2 separate regions of the Homo sapiens genome follow, and region 2 is linked to region 1. Evidence: chromatin loops called from intact Hi-C (ENCODE). Cell type or tissue: B cell. All regions are shown on one strand. Each heading gives the region's core, and the rest is flanking DNA. Links, peaks and the distances in the headings are about the cores only.

Region 1 (8,345 bases), core at 259-8,258:
ATATACTTTCTCTTAATGTTAAACTAGAGTTAAAGTTAGTAGTGACAAGGTCTAAGCATGTCTTTGGAAAATTCTAATTAGCTGAGGATATTTCTCCCTTCACATTCTGGATGATAAAATAACAATTCTGTCAATTAGGAGAAACTCACATGAATGAGAATCTAGCTCTGAACTGAATTTCATTAGCTAAAAGCAGGGGTCTATATTAGCAGGGATAGTTCTTAAAGGTTAAACACTAGAGATACTGTTTCATTAACTTTTAGAAACCTGGTTTTTTAATTTATGTGTCTGTATCAGTCAGTATGCAATCAGAACAGCAGAGTCACAAGGAACCATATTTGTTCATTCACTCATTCATTCATCCAATCTTGTATTTGTATCAAGGGATTTTTCCCAGGCAGTAGACCTCATGCAATTATGAAAGTGGGAGCTAATTAAGTAGTCTCTGTGTAGCTGTGTCCTTGAATCTGCTGTGAAGGCTTGAAGTCCACAAAAAGAAGGGAAAATGCATATAAAGTGGGAGACAGTAGGAACAAACTGGAACCCACAAGTATCAGTTTTTACTGTCTCTCACCTTGATGGCAAGGGGTTCCTGCAGAAGCCAGTGCTCTTCATCAAGGAGCTAAAGATACACACACACACACACACACACACACACACACACACACACACACACACACACACACCCCGTGGAGAATCAGGAGAATTCAATGGAAGGTGGAGCAATTGTAGGCTGAGCTCCTGTCTTAGACCAACAAGGTAAGCCAGAGGATAAGTGACAATTTACGTGACCTACAAAAATAGCTGCTGCTTTACTTCTACCCTCCAAATCTTGCACAAGATTCTCTCTGTGTCTCACCCTAAGTGGAAAAACATATGGAAGGGAAATCTTGGAAATGTAGTTTAACCTAGCCATCACAGTGTAGCCTCAGCCGACACAATACCAAGCCATCACAGTGTGTCTTTATGTGTGTTTTTTTTCCTCCATGCTTTCAATCTGTCTCTCTCTGCACAGAGAGAATATATACATCAGGTAAGTATGGGTAAGTGTGTGTAGCCTTTCCTGGCATTCTCTTCCCTTTGTGTGTGTTTTCAAACACATTTGCATTTGTCTCTTAATGCTTCTCTCCCTGTTACTGTTTCTTTTGGGCCTATTTTCTTTTTTCTTTGACCCTCTACCTTTTCTTTCCTGTATTTTCACCTCTTGACCTCATGCCTGTTTGATTGCTTCACTCTCTTTTTCTGTTTTATGACCAAGAAACTAAATTGCTTTTAAAGTTTTTTAAAAAATCCACTTAGTGAATATATTTTATGGTCTCTATTCCTAACTTTCTAACTAATTTCAGGGCAATTTGGATTTATCTTTTTTTCCAAAAAGACCTTTTAAAAATGTTATATGGTTTTTTTGTAAAAAGACCTTTTAAAATATTATATGGTCCTAGATTAATGTTTTCTGTGAGTATATGGCCCTGGTATCAATGAGGTTTGTCTTTTGTGGTCTATTCAGTATGAAAAGTGATTGATTCTAGGCTCTAGTGGATGTCTTAGAGCAGCTCGGAGAGCCGCTATGTGTCACTTCTTGCCGCCACACAGCATTTGACCAGTATTCCATCTGGTTTTTAGAGTGTTTATCACCTCATTTCACTGCTTGCCTTTTCCAGGTTAAGGATTGCCTCATGAATGTCAAAGCATCACCTCTAAAATTAAGGGATTTTTAGAAAGCATTCTTTCTTAAAAGTTTTTCTTAGACTTTTAAAGCCATCACCCATTTATAACAATTACCAAATTATTAAACATGAAATTGCCCATATGGATATTGTTATTATCTTGTCATATTCTCAGGTGGACCAGATTAATAGAACATTTTTCTCCATAGCCTAAATTCACGAGAGTTTGAGTTTGGGGGAAAGGTAATTAGAAAGCACCAAGCATTACTTAGTATGGTACTGGGGCATTAACCAATAAGGAAGATGGGACTTGCTGGAGAATAGTAGAGGGCATTGGGTTTTATGATAAAGAAAAATAAATGTCAGGGGATAGGAAAGGTGAGACACTACAAACAAATTGTATCTGCTTCTTAGATTAACTAGGAAAGGACTTCTACTGCTGTGCTTCTTAAAAAAAGCCTCAAATCTGAAACTTGTCATTAGTTAGGTGTATCTGAGTCTTGCCTATCTTCATATAAGTTCAGGCTCTTTCTGTGTAGGGAGGGTAATGGAGATGTTAGTCCAGGATGGGGGCCTGTTCACGACAACTGAGCATTGTTCTTCTGTACTCATGCACTCACTCACATTGCACACACCCACCTACTCACAAAACTAGATTGGAAATATATGAGTTATAGTAATGTTGATACTTTACATTGGTGTAGAATTTTAGAATATTGAGTGCTTTCACATACATTATCTCAGAACGCAGGGAGTAAGAGTCAGTGACCACAATGAGGAGGATATGTGGAGAGAGTGGATAAGAAAGAACAACAGAATAGATAGGGAAGAAAGTGCCCATGGGTGGAGGCTAGCTAAAAATTAAGAAATGCCATGGTAGTAGCTGAGCGAACTTGGTACCATATCACTAATCTACTTAACTGATGAATAATGTCTTCTCTAAATGTCCCCAGGCATTGTGAAGAGATGCAGCATATTTTTTTTTAACTTTTACTTTAGGTTCATAGGGGCATGTGCAGGTTTGTCATATAGGTAAGTTCATATCATGGGGGTTTGTTGTACAGATAATTTTATCACCCAAGTACTAAGCCTATTACCCAATAGTTATTTCTTTCTGATCTTCTCTCTCCTCCCACCTTCCACCCTCAAGTAGGCCCAAGTGTCTGTTGATTCCCTTATTATCTCCATGAGTTCTCATCATTTAGCTCCCACTTGTAAGTGAGAACATGCAGTATTTGGTTTTCTGTTCCTATGTTAATTTGCCAAGGATAATGGCTTCCAGCTCCATCCATGTTTCTGCAAAATACATGAGCTCATTTTTTTCTGGCTGAATAATATTCCATGGTGTATATGCACTATATTTTCTTTATCCAGTCAGTGATGGGCATTTAGATTGATTCCATGTCTTTGCTATTGTGAATAGTGGAGATGCAGCATATTAGAGAGTATTGACATTTCCTAGTCTAGACTCCAAAATTAGTTAAGAACATTTGGAAAAAGTAATACAAAGATTTCAGAAGAAAACAGCTGCGCAGGCTGCTATTACTAAATTCATATGAACTATGGTCCAAAAATGCACTTCAAGTCTTGCAGGGTTTGGAACACTGATGGACATCCGTATGTATTTCATAAGGCTCTTTGGCCAAGGAGTAGCAGAAGCTGACAATCAATGGGCTGTCAGTTCATTCAGCCTTCAGGACTTTGGTGGGGAAGAGAAAAGATGGGCAACCAATTTGAGCAGCCCTGTCAAGAGATCTGCTGCCCAGCCATGCAAACACCAGAACAGTTTGAACTGATCACACTAACACAGCAGTCACAGGACTAGGGTTGACTGGACTGTGAAGACTAAGCAAACACTACTGCAGGTCTCATCACCGCATCACCGGAAAGCTGACATCAAAGGGAAGGAAAACCAAGCACCTGTTCTCTCAAGGGACTGACATCACTTAGTTCCTCAGTAACAGCTCTCATGCTAGATTAAATATCTTTTTTTGTTCTAGTTTGTGATGGTTACATCGAAGCTAGGATGATTTGGATCTTAATAATGAAGTTTTGCAACATATCTGTAATTCAGCACTGTTTTCTGTGTCCTCTATCAGTGTTCTATCTAATTCAGGCTCCTGTCAGGAAAAATTAAAAAAGACTTTGAAAGAAAAAAAATAAAGATTACTGGATGTCCTGTCTAGCACACTGTTCCTGTTTACTTGTGACTTTCATCATCTTTGAGCTATTTTAGCGATCTTGTAATTTGTAGAAAACTTATAGTCATGCAAATGATTCTTGTTCATAGAAATTCAGTTGATTATTGCCCTGTGGAAATTGACCAGTTTTGCATCTACTGTATTTGAAATTCATCTAAGCATTTTTGATTGTTAATATACATGTGTTGTTTGATTCTCTTTTTAATTAGTTGCAACATCTTACTGGTTTTTTCATTAATTAATGAATCAAATGTCATCTTTGACATGTATTTATTTTATGTGCATTTTATTCTTTAATGCCTTCTTCAATTCTTTACTGGATTATACCAGCCTCCTAACTTGTTTCTCCATAGAGTAAATTGAGAAATCTTCAAAAATGAAAATCAGGCTAAGTTTTTTTTTTTTTTCCTAGCTGAAAAATCCTTCAAGGATTTTTATTGTTCTTATAATAAAATACACACTCCATATCTTGGTTTACAAAACTCCGAAGTATCTAGTACTTATATTCTCTCCAACCTATTTTTTTTTTTTTATTGATATGGAGTTTCACTCTTGTTGCCCAGGCTGGAGTGCAGTGGTGCGATCTCAGCTCACTACAATCTCAGCCTCCCAGATTCAAGCGATTCTCCTGTCTCAACCTCCCTAGTAGCTGGGATTATAGGCACCGCCACCACTCCCGACTAATTTTTGTATTTTTAGTAGAGACGGGGTTTCACCATGTTGGCCAGGATGATCTCGAACTCCTGACTGCAGGTGACCCACCTGCCTCAGCCTCCTAAAGTGCTGGGATTACATGCATGAGCCACCGTGCCCGGTCTTCTCTAACCTAATTTTATGCTCTTCTACTGATTTTTCATTATATTCCAGCTATACTGGTCCCATTCTGTTCCTGGAATTTATCAAACCGTTATCCATCTCAGGGAGGCCTTTGCGATCACTTATCTCTGCATAGAATGCTTTTTTGGTAGAAATTTGCCTGGCTGACTCAGTCTTATCCTTTAGGTCTCAACTTCCCTCTGAGGTCCCCATGAGACCATTACATCCCATTTCTCTCCTCAGACAAGATTTCCCTGACTACTCTTTCTAATAGTGTGTTATGTATTTACTATTTATTGCATCCTATTTGTGGTAATCTGTATTCTTTATCTCATTTCTATTTGATACCTCCACTAAAAGGTAAACTCAATGAAGAGATAGAATGTGTTGTCATATTATCTACTGTATCACAAGATATATTTCATGTAGTAAAGATCATTTGTGGAATAAATGAAAAATATGGGAAGAAAAGCCCTTGAATTTCAGAAGAGACCTGGGGACTTATGAATGAGAAAATAAAGACTCTACTAAGGAGCAAGTTATAGAATATATGTAAACAAGAAAGGTGGTGTGTTCTATGATGACCAGAAAGCCAAGTGTTGGTGTGAATATATCCAAGAATAGGAACAAATAAGGATACAGTGGCCATATATGGGTATGATACTCTTTAGAAGAATAAATGTTCCATTTCTCATTTACTTACAGTTAGAAGTATTTGGTAAGATTCTCCTTATTGACTTAGGAACTTAGGTGGAAATTCAATAATTACTCAATACCAATATCTCCCACTAAAGTAATTTTATTATTTGGGTTTCTAGAACAATAATGGAACCAAATTAACACTGGATGAGTATAGAAAGAATGAATAAATGCCATCTATGTTAATCTGATTAGCAGAAAGATAGAGGCATAGATAAAGAGGATTATTTAATATATTGATAATAGTTGAAATGACATTCTTTATGGGGAAATGAAGAATTACTTTGATTGTAGTTTAGATAGAGAGGACTTATTGGACAACTCTCCATTTCTAATTCCAGGTTCCTTTTGATCTTGTTCTCCTCCTCAATCTCTTTTCACGTTTTAATCAGTTTATTTTTTTCTGTATGAGCTATTTTTTTCCTGGAACATTTTACTTTTTGTAGACATTTTTCTCCTTCACCTTCTCTAGAAAATGAATATGGAAGGTTCTTAAAGCACCAAAGAACATATGTATAAAGGACCTTGAGTTGATGATGATGTTTTTAATAATCATTGCATCTCAATTATCCAGGCATGGTCCGGGCAATGAAAATTGTATATTGACCATGAAAGATTAATATTAAGATAACAGAAGAAGGGTAATGTCTTAGCTTGGTTTCTCCAGACAGTAGAGACTGAATCAAAGAATTAAGTGCAAATATTTTATTGGAAAGTGAGACTCAAGGAGGTGGAAAAGAGACAAGGTTAGCAGGGGAGGAGGGAGTGCCAGGACAAAGATTCATTATGCAGTTGCCCACAGCTATAGGTGACTAGATGTTCGAGCTCCCAGGTCTGCTTAATGAGGCATATGAAATGCATCTCAAGGCTACCAGTATATGGGAATGAAAGTGAAAAGCAAGTTCATTGCCTTTCATTACTCATTAGTCATAGGTTCACCCCATAGCATTATAATTCTTCATCCTTTTCAAGTTGCACAGTTGCGAGTGCCAAGAGCATTTCTAAAGGGTCTGCTACCACATATCATTAAAGAAGCTCCTGGGAAGAGGGTAGGCACTACAAGGTCTAGACCTCAGGTGTCAGATTTCACATCTGCGAAACTGAGTGGTTAGAATAAGAGATAACTGAGGCTAAAAGAATCTGAAGTGTTGTGAATAAATGTACAAAATATAGAGGAAGCAGCAACATTTAAAAATTGAAGACAGAAGACAGGGAAAAGAACAGAAAATCATTAACCAGCTGTGTGACCTTATACGATGCAATCTACAATTTGCAACCTCAGACCTTTTGACTATGACATAAAGGAGTTGCTCTAGCTCAGTGGTCCTTAATGTTGGCTGAACATAAAATCATCTGGGGATCTTTAAAAATACCATTGCCTAGGGCCTGTCCCCAGATATTCTGATTTATTTTGTGTCTGGTGCAAACTGAACAATGGGACTTTAAAAAAAAAAAAAAAAACTCCCTAGATGATTCTAATGTGCAGGAAAGATTGAGAATCACAGCTGTAGAATCAGTAAAGGATTATTCACTTATATCATGTTATGATTGTATCTACAGTTTTTCAAATGCCTATGGAAAAATAATCTCCACTGTCCTTTTAGCCAGATATTGTTCAGAACTTCCAACTCCGTGAACTTACGCTTATAAATTCTTCCATTTGAATATCATGTATCAGTTCCGCAGATGATTATGGATTTTTCAATTTTAGCCAAACTGTAAGTTAAATTAATTATTTCAATTGGCCTTTGATTTATATGTTTTTCTTTTTCCAGAATAACTCTGTTGCAATTTCTATTGGCTGCATAGTCTAGTTTTTTAGAACATCCGCCTAGTGATCTTTCTTCTTGCCAAATTCTTTTGGAGAAATTGCTAACTGGAAACTACTTTGTTTTTCTCTGTTTTGCAATAATTGAACTGTTTTTCAGTCACTCTTATCTAAAAATATTAAAATACTAAGTAGATATACAAATTTTAAAAATTACAAATATAGCTAAGGTTTAAAGACAGAAGATACCAAAAAATGCCCATGAACTCACAATCATTTTAGAAAAAAATACATTTTTATTAAACCCAGATTCCCTGTGAGTATGCCCTTGCATCCTAACCTCTTCCATTACTACTGCTCAAAAGTAGCCACTATACTTAATTTTATGTTTATGATTCTCTTGCTCTTCCTTATAGTTCTAACACATTAGTTAGAATATTAAATAACACATAGCTTAGTTTTGCATATTTTGAACCATATATAAATGAAGTTGTATTGTATGTATTCTTCAACTTGTTTTTTAGGCTTAGATTCATCTGAGATTTACTTTCATTGTAACTGTAAATAATTGATTTTTACTGTTATATAGCATTCTGTAGTAGGACTAAACTACAATTTATCTATTTGTATAATTAGATAGATTAACTGCAGTAACAAATAATCCTAAAACATTCAGTAGCTTATTTTTTGCCCATACAATGTCTGATGCAGACAAATCTTGTTGGACAGCTGTCCTGCTTGTCCATCCTCGCAGCAGAGAACCTAGGGATGCAGGCCGTTTCCATTGTGTGTGTTCAACATTTTGCAGTCTTTGATTGCAAAATGGAAATGCGGATGAGAGCAGGAGTGTGGTGTGTTTGCATGTGAGTGCATAGGAGAGAGAGAAATAGAGTGAGAGGGAGAGCGAGAAACAGAGAGACAGAAAGATGGAGAGAGATGAGAGCTGGAGAGGGAAGAAAAGGAGAAGGAGAGGGGACAGGAAAAAGAAGGAGAAGGAGAGAAGAGAAGAGAAGGAGGAGGTGAAGGCGATTACTGCATAAGGCATTTCTGACCATTATTTTTTCCCACATTTTAAACAGAACACAATTACATGGCTCCACCTAGATGGAGAAGATGGCATGTGCCTAGTATGAAAATCAAATGGTTTGAAAAATGCATGATATAGTCTCTGCTATACCTTAATACTTCCATTAA
Region 2 (8,345 bases), core at 152-8,151, 190 kb before region 1:
CAGATTCTTTCCTAGAGCCCTAGTCAGGGACACAGCCTTGCTGATACCTTGATTTTAGCCTGGAGAAATCTGTGTGGGACTTCTAACTCACAGAAGTGTTAGATAATAAATGGATGTTTTTCTTAGCCGCTGAACTCATAGTAATCTGTTATGGCAACAATAAAAAACTAATACAAAGTGTACGAGATACAAATCTCTTGTGTTTCTTTTTTTTTTTTTTTTTCCTAATACACAGGAGTGAGGCAGGCAGCTCGTTATGGTGATAGGTGAAATTCTCCTTAGGAACCAATATTTGAGGGGAACTCCAAGGTGTCTAGAAGGCTCTATCAACCTAAGGAATTTAGTGCACACAGAAAAGAGCATGAGGGATGTCCACAGAAGGCACTAACTCATCCCCCGCATAATGTGAAGCAGGCTGCTCAGCTGAGTCTAGTTTATACTGCACCGCCCCCTGACTCCACCACTACCCCTTTCTCACAGACTTGGGAGAGTTTCAGCCCAGCCCAGCCCAGCCCTCAGGCCCCTACATGGATATTGAGAGCAGCTGGGAAGGGGATGGAACAATAAAGAGCTCACATTTAGGTAATAAAAGAGGGTAAGCATAGAAGCCAATAAACTAAACAAGAATAGACCTCATCAATTAACCCCCACTAAGGCAGAGTCCCAGCATGAAAATAGATTCATCACAGAGGTATATAATGCATGAGATAGGCAGAAAATATTTAATAAAGCAAAAAGAAAAAAGCTCCACACTATATTAAAGCAACAGGTGCTTCAAATTAGTGATGTAACAAACATATTCCTTAGCAAAATGAGAGTCATTCTCTATTAATGTATCTTATGTTTAACATTACCTCAGCAAAGAAGGAAAAACAATTCATAAGATTCAGTTTAGACTGGAATTTTTCTCTAATATGTGGTGGGAAACTTGGAAATTTCTATTGCAATGGCCCAACAGTTGTGTAGAGTGATGAATGAAAATGTTTCAACACTGTTTATATTTGAAATGTTTCTTCTAAAAATGCGGTTGGCTTTTATCTCATGGTTATTGTGTATCTTGGAACAATCATATTGCCTCATTGGGTCCCTGGGATGCTCAGAACTAAAATACCAACCTATCAATGAGGCTTGCATTTCTATCCCTAGAGTCACCCGGTTTTCTCACCCTCATTTTGATCCTATACTGATTTCTTCATCTGTTTATTTCTGTTCTGTTGCATTCTGTGCATTCAGCCATGGATTTCAGACTCCTTTTGGAATGAGAGAGTAAAGGAGAAATGGAAGAGAAGGGAATGGAAAAAACATACAGGCATTTATTTCCCCTAACAGATGGCTGGGCAAAGCCTTAATCTGGGTACATGTCTGCTATAGACGTAACAGGAAAAAGTTCAAGTGTGTTAATTCCTGGGTGCACAGCCATTCGTAAATATTAAAGGTCATTGACTGGTTTGAAAATTTCAGCTGTGACATTTCTGCTCCTTTGGCTGACTGAATTCAGTTGTTGATCTGGTGGAAAGTCTTGCTTGACAGAGCAACTGCCCCTATTGGCTTTCTTCCTAAGTTCTGTGTTTTGAAAATGTTCTATGCCTGGTAGCAAATCAGGCACATCAGGTGCTCCACACATACTTACATTTTGAGATGATCTTTCCATCTTTTTGAAATTTATGCAATTAGCCTATGGTAACACTAGTAAAAGTGGATAGTAATAACTTTCTTTTTATCACATGTATAGCTTATAATATGCTTTCACATACATGATTTTATTTGATCTAAACAGGCTTGGAATGAGGTATGTTTAACAATTTATAAATCTGAATCACAGCCAATGAAATTTCTAGCCAAATACGTTCTTACATCTTAAGAGCTCCAAATTTCATTTTTCTCATTTTCCTTTCCTTTTACTTACTCTATTTAGTACTTTTTTATTCACTCATTGATTTTCTTATTTGTTTATTTTTTTCTTTCAATTTTTTTTTTTTGTGAACAAGCTTACTGTGCTTTAAAATGAAGGAAGTCATTCTCCTATACCCCTTTCCCTTCCTGTTTCATGGACTAACAAGAGGCTGGTGCGGACATCTACTTTCTGTTTTTCCTTTTTGTGGCGAAAGCATGGTGTGGGCTTCTGTTCTGTCCCAGGTAAGAGGCGCAAATGCAGTCTTTCTTGGTATGTGTTTTTGTCACATCCTTCTCACCCTGATGATTTGCATCAGAGCAGCCTTTGTCCAAAATGCAAAGAAAGAATTCTTAGTTACCTTGGGAGGGGAAAACCATGATAAAACAAGATATCACCACTTAATCTCCTATTGTACTCTAAGACCTTCACTGAAAAACTCTGCTTTTGGCTGTTTAGGGCACTTGCCTACTGATTTATGAGGAAGAATATTTTTAGGTATTAATTGACATCCTCTTCTCACAGTTTCTTGCATGTATCTTGTGACTGTACTCCATACCCAGGAAACTACGGCAGTCCACAGTTAGACTTCAGGGAATAAAATGAATAACACTGCTGAGTGCTACTGTTTACTTTTCTGGTCTTACCCCTTGACCATCTCCTACTTCCTTGCAATTTAATCTTCAGTCAGACTGAATTATACATACTCTCCCTACTTCCAAGGTCACTTGCATAAGCCATGGCTTTATTAGGGACACCATCTCACTCCCATCTCCTTCATTCTTACCTCAATAATTCCTGTCCATTTTCTAGAATAGGTGATACTTTCTCAGTGTCACCTTTCTTAACTGTTCAAGCTGAGTTGATTGGTCCTTCCGTGCATCTTTTCATGGTCCTACAGATCTCTCCTTCTTGATGTAGATGTTAGAGTTTTACTCTCTTCATGGAGCTCTTTGTGGCTTGTGTCCACAGCCTATTTCTACTGCCTCTGGTCCCAGGATCAAGTGATGTAGCAGCAGAAGGTCTAAGTGCTTCCAAAACCCAAGATCACACAGGTTTACAAATTAAAACCCAGAGTTCCTAACTTGAGTATTGGCTTCTATCAGACTAAAATAGAAATGTGTGTGTCAGTGTGTATGACCAGCTAAATATTTTTCCAGGTCTCTATTAGATTATATGTATTAGAGGGTGATATGGTTTGGCTGCATTCCCATCTAAATCTCATCTTGAATTGTAGCTCCCATAACCCCCACGTGTCATGGGAGGGACCTGGTGGGAGGTAATTGAATCATGGGGGCAGGATTTTCCCATGCTGTTCTCATAATAGTAAATAAGTCTCATGAGATCTGATGGTTTTAAAAAGGGGAGTTCCCCTGCACATGCCCTCTTGCCTGCTGCCACCTAAGACATGACTTTGCTCCTCCTTCAACTTTCACCATGATTGTGAGGCTTCCCCAGCCATGTGGAACTGTGAGTCCATTCATTAAACCTATTTTTCATTAAAAATTACCCACTCTTGGGTGTTTTTTTTTTTTTTTTTTTTTTTTGATGGAGTCTCGCTGTGTCGCCCAGGCTGGAGTGCAGTGGCGATCTCGGCTCACTGCAAGCTCCACCTCCCGGGTTCATGCCATTCTCCTGCCTCAGCCTCCCAAGTACCTGGGACTACAGGTGCCTGCCACCACGCCTGGCTAATTTTTTGTATTTTTAGTAGAGTAATTTTTTGTATTTTAGTTTCACCGTGTTAGCCAGGATGGTCTCGATCTCCTGACCTCATGATCCACCTGCTTTGGCCTCCCAAAGTGCTGGGATTACAGGCATGAGCCACCATGCCTGGCTGGGTGTGTTTTTACTAGCAGCGTGAGGATGGACTAACACAGAAGAGGTCCTACAATCTAAGTATTGTAATAAATGTTTCTGGAAATGGATAACACTAAAAATTCACATACTTAGAAATTAAGTTCACTTTACCCATCCTGTTCTGGTGTCCTTAGAAAAAGAAGAGAATTTGAGAAGAATGAGCCTCTCGGGATGGGAGGAAGTTTTGGCTTGCTTAGCAACAACATGACTCAGCAGTGAAGTTAAGCTTTCCAAAGGGCACCTGTGACTTGACTGAAGGCATCATACAGGGACTCAGAAGAGAAAATGAAGCAGACAATTCAACCTCTCGTCAAGTATTAAATAAAACATAATTTTCAACAGAAAACATAAAGTGCAACCAAGATTTCAAAACAAACCAGAAGAGTCAAAATTGCCCAAATCACATAGTTTGGGTATAAATGAAAGTGTAAGAGTTATAGTCTCCCTATGTAGTGAGTAGAGTGTGTACGGAGTGCATAATGTGTGCCTACGCCTGTGTGAGGGGCATTCCATTAAGATTTCAGAGAAACCACCATGCAGTGAATTACTGGACATATACTGGCACTGTGTTCTCTCAGCTGCTTATATTGAGTTGGTAAGATGTGAGTCACCCTACTATACAGTTGATCATCGGAAGACCTCGTGCCACAAAAGCAATGAGACTGGGATTGTTTCTAAGTGAGTATATGGTCCAAAAAGGGATGAGATGCGCAAACTACAATATGGCAAAATGCTCCACCAGCTGCAAACATTAAGCCTCAACCAAGATACTTAGGAAGTGGGGCAAGTCATTAAATTGTATTTTGTGGTCAGCTGTGGCTAATGTGGAAAATCCCTTTTTGTTTCAAAAATGTTATTCAAAGTTCTTCTGAAATGCATTAAATCACTCTCCTGCCTTTGAAGCTTATGTCTTTAACACAGAGCAGAATCAATGCAGAAGCTTGGGAGACTACTCTGAATGTATTCTCATCTCTAGATTTATGCTGGAATACGCTTTTTTGAGTCTTCTAACATGGTCTGATTTTTTTGCTTTCTTATGCCCCCTTCCTAAAAAATAAAATACTAAAAATACTATTAGTTTAGGGATCCAGCACTTTAGGTTCAGTTAAATGAAATTTTACTACATTATGTTTACACGGTGAAAATACTGTATGTTTTGAGAGGCTTGCAATTATTTTGTAGTTCAGGCTTGTAGGTTTGTTTTTTAAAAATTTATTATTATTATTTTTTAACACTATGACTTCCAGTTACTATAAAACCATCATTAGTATTAGGTTTATAAGTTGGCTATATTCTCCTACACCCACCAATTCAGATTCCCCCAAATGAATTAAATCAGGGTTATAAGCAGCATTATTGTCTATGTGATTATGCTTTTTAAAAATATTATAATATTATATTAAACTACTTAAGTATAAACATCTAAGGAGGCTATACTTAAACAGAGAGTAAGATCTAGAGAAACAAAAGGCTACAATGAGATGTCTTACTCACTGAATTCAACTTGTTAAAGTGTTACTTGATCTATTATTTCCTCCACCCGTCCCCCATTTCTTCTTAGGCTTAAACAGGAACAACATATCCAAATTCAGTTCCTGGTAGTGAAAGTGAGGGGAGAAGATATTTGATTCAAAAATGAAACATGTTCATGTGCTTATTGTCTTTGAAACCTCTAATAATTTAATTATCGTTATATATTATGATTTTTAACTTATTTCCCCATTGCACATTTAATACTTAACAGAGAGTATAACTGGGAAAGCCCTTCCAGAAATGTCCCCTCAGGTGGTGCAAATCCTTTTAACTACTTCCTACCAGACAAGATCTGCTCTGAGTTCTATTTTCACAAGGCCAGCTCTCTGCTAGTTACAGTTAATTTAAAAAAACAAAGCTGGAAGATAGCTAAGCTAGAATATGAATAGAAGCTGAGGCATGAAGGTTTTATCAGGACCAGACATAATTTGTTTTAGCCACAAACTTTCTGGGTAACTCCAAAGCAGCAATATTTAATTAGGGGAATCAAAACCTAGGCTGGGAGCAAGGAAGAAGTTTGAGGGCAGGGGATCCTTGCAATGCCCATTATCCCACGTCTTTGCATGCAGTTGACTCTTGCAAACTCAACAACTCAGGATCATTTCCATGAGGAAACTATTAGAAAAATAATCATACTTCCCCAAAGAAATCTCTTCCCAGGCCGGGTGCGGTGGCTCGCGCCTGTAATCGCAGCACTTTGGGAGGCCGAGGTGGGCGGTTCACGAGGTCAAAAGATTAAGATCTTTCTGGCCAACATGGTGAAACTCCGTCTCTACTGAAAATACAAAAAAAAATTAGCCGGGCACGGTGGCGCATGCCTGTAATCCCAGCTACTCGGGAGGCTGAGGCAGGAGAATCGCTTGAACCCGGGAGGCAGAGGTTGCAGTGAGCGGAGATCGCGCGGCTGCATTCCAGCCTGGTGACAGAGCAAGACTCCATCTCAAAAAAAAAAAAAAAAAAAAAAAAATCTCTTCCCAAATGATAACAAAATCATGCTTTATACTAATGAGGATAAGATAAAAAAAATTTGGTTTTATGATTTGTGGTCTCCTAGACTCTTTGTTGTGAAGTCAAAAATAAAAGCCAACTTTGGTGGGTAGAGGTGGCTTCTATGAGACAGTAGTTCTACAGTAGTTCAGGAAAGTCTGCTGTGACCGAAGAACTTTTCCCAGAATGCCTCACCAAGGGAGAAAATGGAGGGCAGAGTTCTATAAAAAGAAAAAAGAAGAGCAAAAATTCTTTTTGTAGGTTTCCCAAATAAGAACCACAGCCAGGTTATGTCATCCCTTTGCAATTTCAACACCACAACCAAAGACAAGTGATTCACCGTGATATAATAATGTCGCTCACATCCATGTCATGCCTGAGGAATTAGGCTCAGGAGTCCCCGAGAGAGAGAGAATTTCCCAGAAACATGGCTGAACAGTGGGATAAATGCTGAGATGGGGTTTAAGGAATACCTGGAAGACTCTGCTTCTCCACTTCACTTGATTAATTCCCTCTATCCATGAAATCTCTGTTTCCTCCCAGAAGCCATTCCTGATCCTCAGGACTATGTTGGATGCTTGGTCCAGGTGCTTCCATGGCATCCCGGGCTTACGTTGTGTGTAATTTTAGTTATTTGTCTTCACCAAAAGGCCATGTGCTCCTTGGTGGTATGGAGTATGCTCTTCTTTACCATTTATCTCCAGCAAAGGCCAAACTGCTTGCCACATAGTAGATGCTTAATAAATACTTGTTAATGGGGCAAACCATTTGAGCAAAATAAGGTCATTTTGGCTCAGTAGCATCACACAGTATCACATGTCCACACTGATTGGTAGTGGCTACCCAAACGGATGGGTTGAGGACTTTAAGGCTGCAATGAAACTTTGTGGTAAATAGTACCAGCCTCAAATAGTGATGTCTGAGGTGTTTGCTCTGCTCTGAAACTTGTCTTTTGATTTTGTTCTTCCTGAAACACTAACGTTGAATTCTATGATGTAGTTGCTTATTGTTTACACTGAACTCAAAGCCATACTGGAAGTAACAATAAACAAACAAAACAATAAACAACAACAAATTAAACTTCAAAGAGGACAACTTTGAGGAAAATTTTCACTTACAGTGGCAGCCCAGTTATGTATAATAATTCTCTCAACTTCTAATTAAAGACCTATAAAGACACATGCATGCACACACACACATACACGCACCAAGGTTGACAGCAATATTGAAGGCTAAAGAGAAAACCATAAATGTAACTCATAGGGATTTGAGGATCACAGCTTTGATGGGCTTGACAGAGTAGCCAAATCAGGGAAACAAAAGAGCTGAAAGATAACATGAAGTGGCTTTGGCTTAAGTACAGTCTTTGACCACTGATAGAAACTCAAGCAGCTGACTTCTGAGCTGGCCAGAGTCCTGCCTTATTCTCCCATCATATCCCAAACTACATGGCTCTTTTCTTTTTCTCCCTTTTGAAGACTTTACATCTAAGTAGGTAGCACAGTGGAGAGGAAACAATTGTAATGACTGTAACTCTTGGATTCGTAGTGAGGGATCAAGGAAGTGCTTAAGGAGCAGGGCATTTGTGAGTGTAGTAGTCTTTCTTTATACACACAAAAAAGTACTCTGCTCTGCATCTGGCTTGCTCACACAGTGGCAAAATTCACAGATCAGGAGACAATGCCATTTCATGCTAATACAGCCATATGTGGCAGAGTCTGTTATATCTTCATAAAACCCTGTTTCCTTTTCATCGGGGACAAAGAGCTAGACCACATTTTTCCAATTTCTCACAGGTCGGTGCAGCCTATGACTATATTCTGGTCAATGGAAAGGAGTCAAAAGTGATGTAAGCCACTCAAAGGCTTAAGTGTCAAACCTTCTGCACTATCTGCTACCCTTCCTCTGTTTCTTGGCCTGCTGCCCAAATGCAGAAGATCTAATGAAGAATTTCAAGCACTAGCACATTGAAGAACCACTAGATGAAAAGAGCCTATAGTGCCTAACAGACTGTGTAGCAGAGATACTTTTTCAGAACTTCATTTGACTGATATGTAAAGGAGAAATAAATATTGTG

What was found. A loop is a pair of places that touch in the nucleus more often than their neighbours do. Peaks named below come from ENCODE experiments on the same cell type or tissue, not always from the same donor. Only the 100,000 strongest peaks of a DNase experiment are listed, where the experiment ranks them.
Region 2: it touches region 1 in a loop (14-fold over the local background); 2 of 110 quality-filtered maps call a loop at or near these places.

The regions. Positions count from the first base shown.
Region 1 is chr5:40,028,760-40,037,104 of GRCh38, reverse strand. No RefSeq gene overlaps it. Among named protein-coding and RNA genes, the nearest start is that of LINC00603, 19 kb to the left of the region's middle. RefSeq lists an enhancer at 2,881-3,883. In B cell, for the core only: no CTCF peak of the experiment used is centred there; a DNase peak (open chromatin) is centred at 3,554; H3K4me3 peaks cover 932 bases; H3K27ac peaks cover 2,917 bases.
Region 2 is chr5:40,220,254-40,228,598 of GRCh38, reverse strand. No RefSeq gene overlaps it. Among named protein-coding and RNA genes, the nearest start is that of LINC00604, 16 kb to the left of the region's middle. In B cell, for the core only: no CTCF peak of the experiment used is centred there; DNase peaks (open chromatin) are centred at 3,288 and 4,468.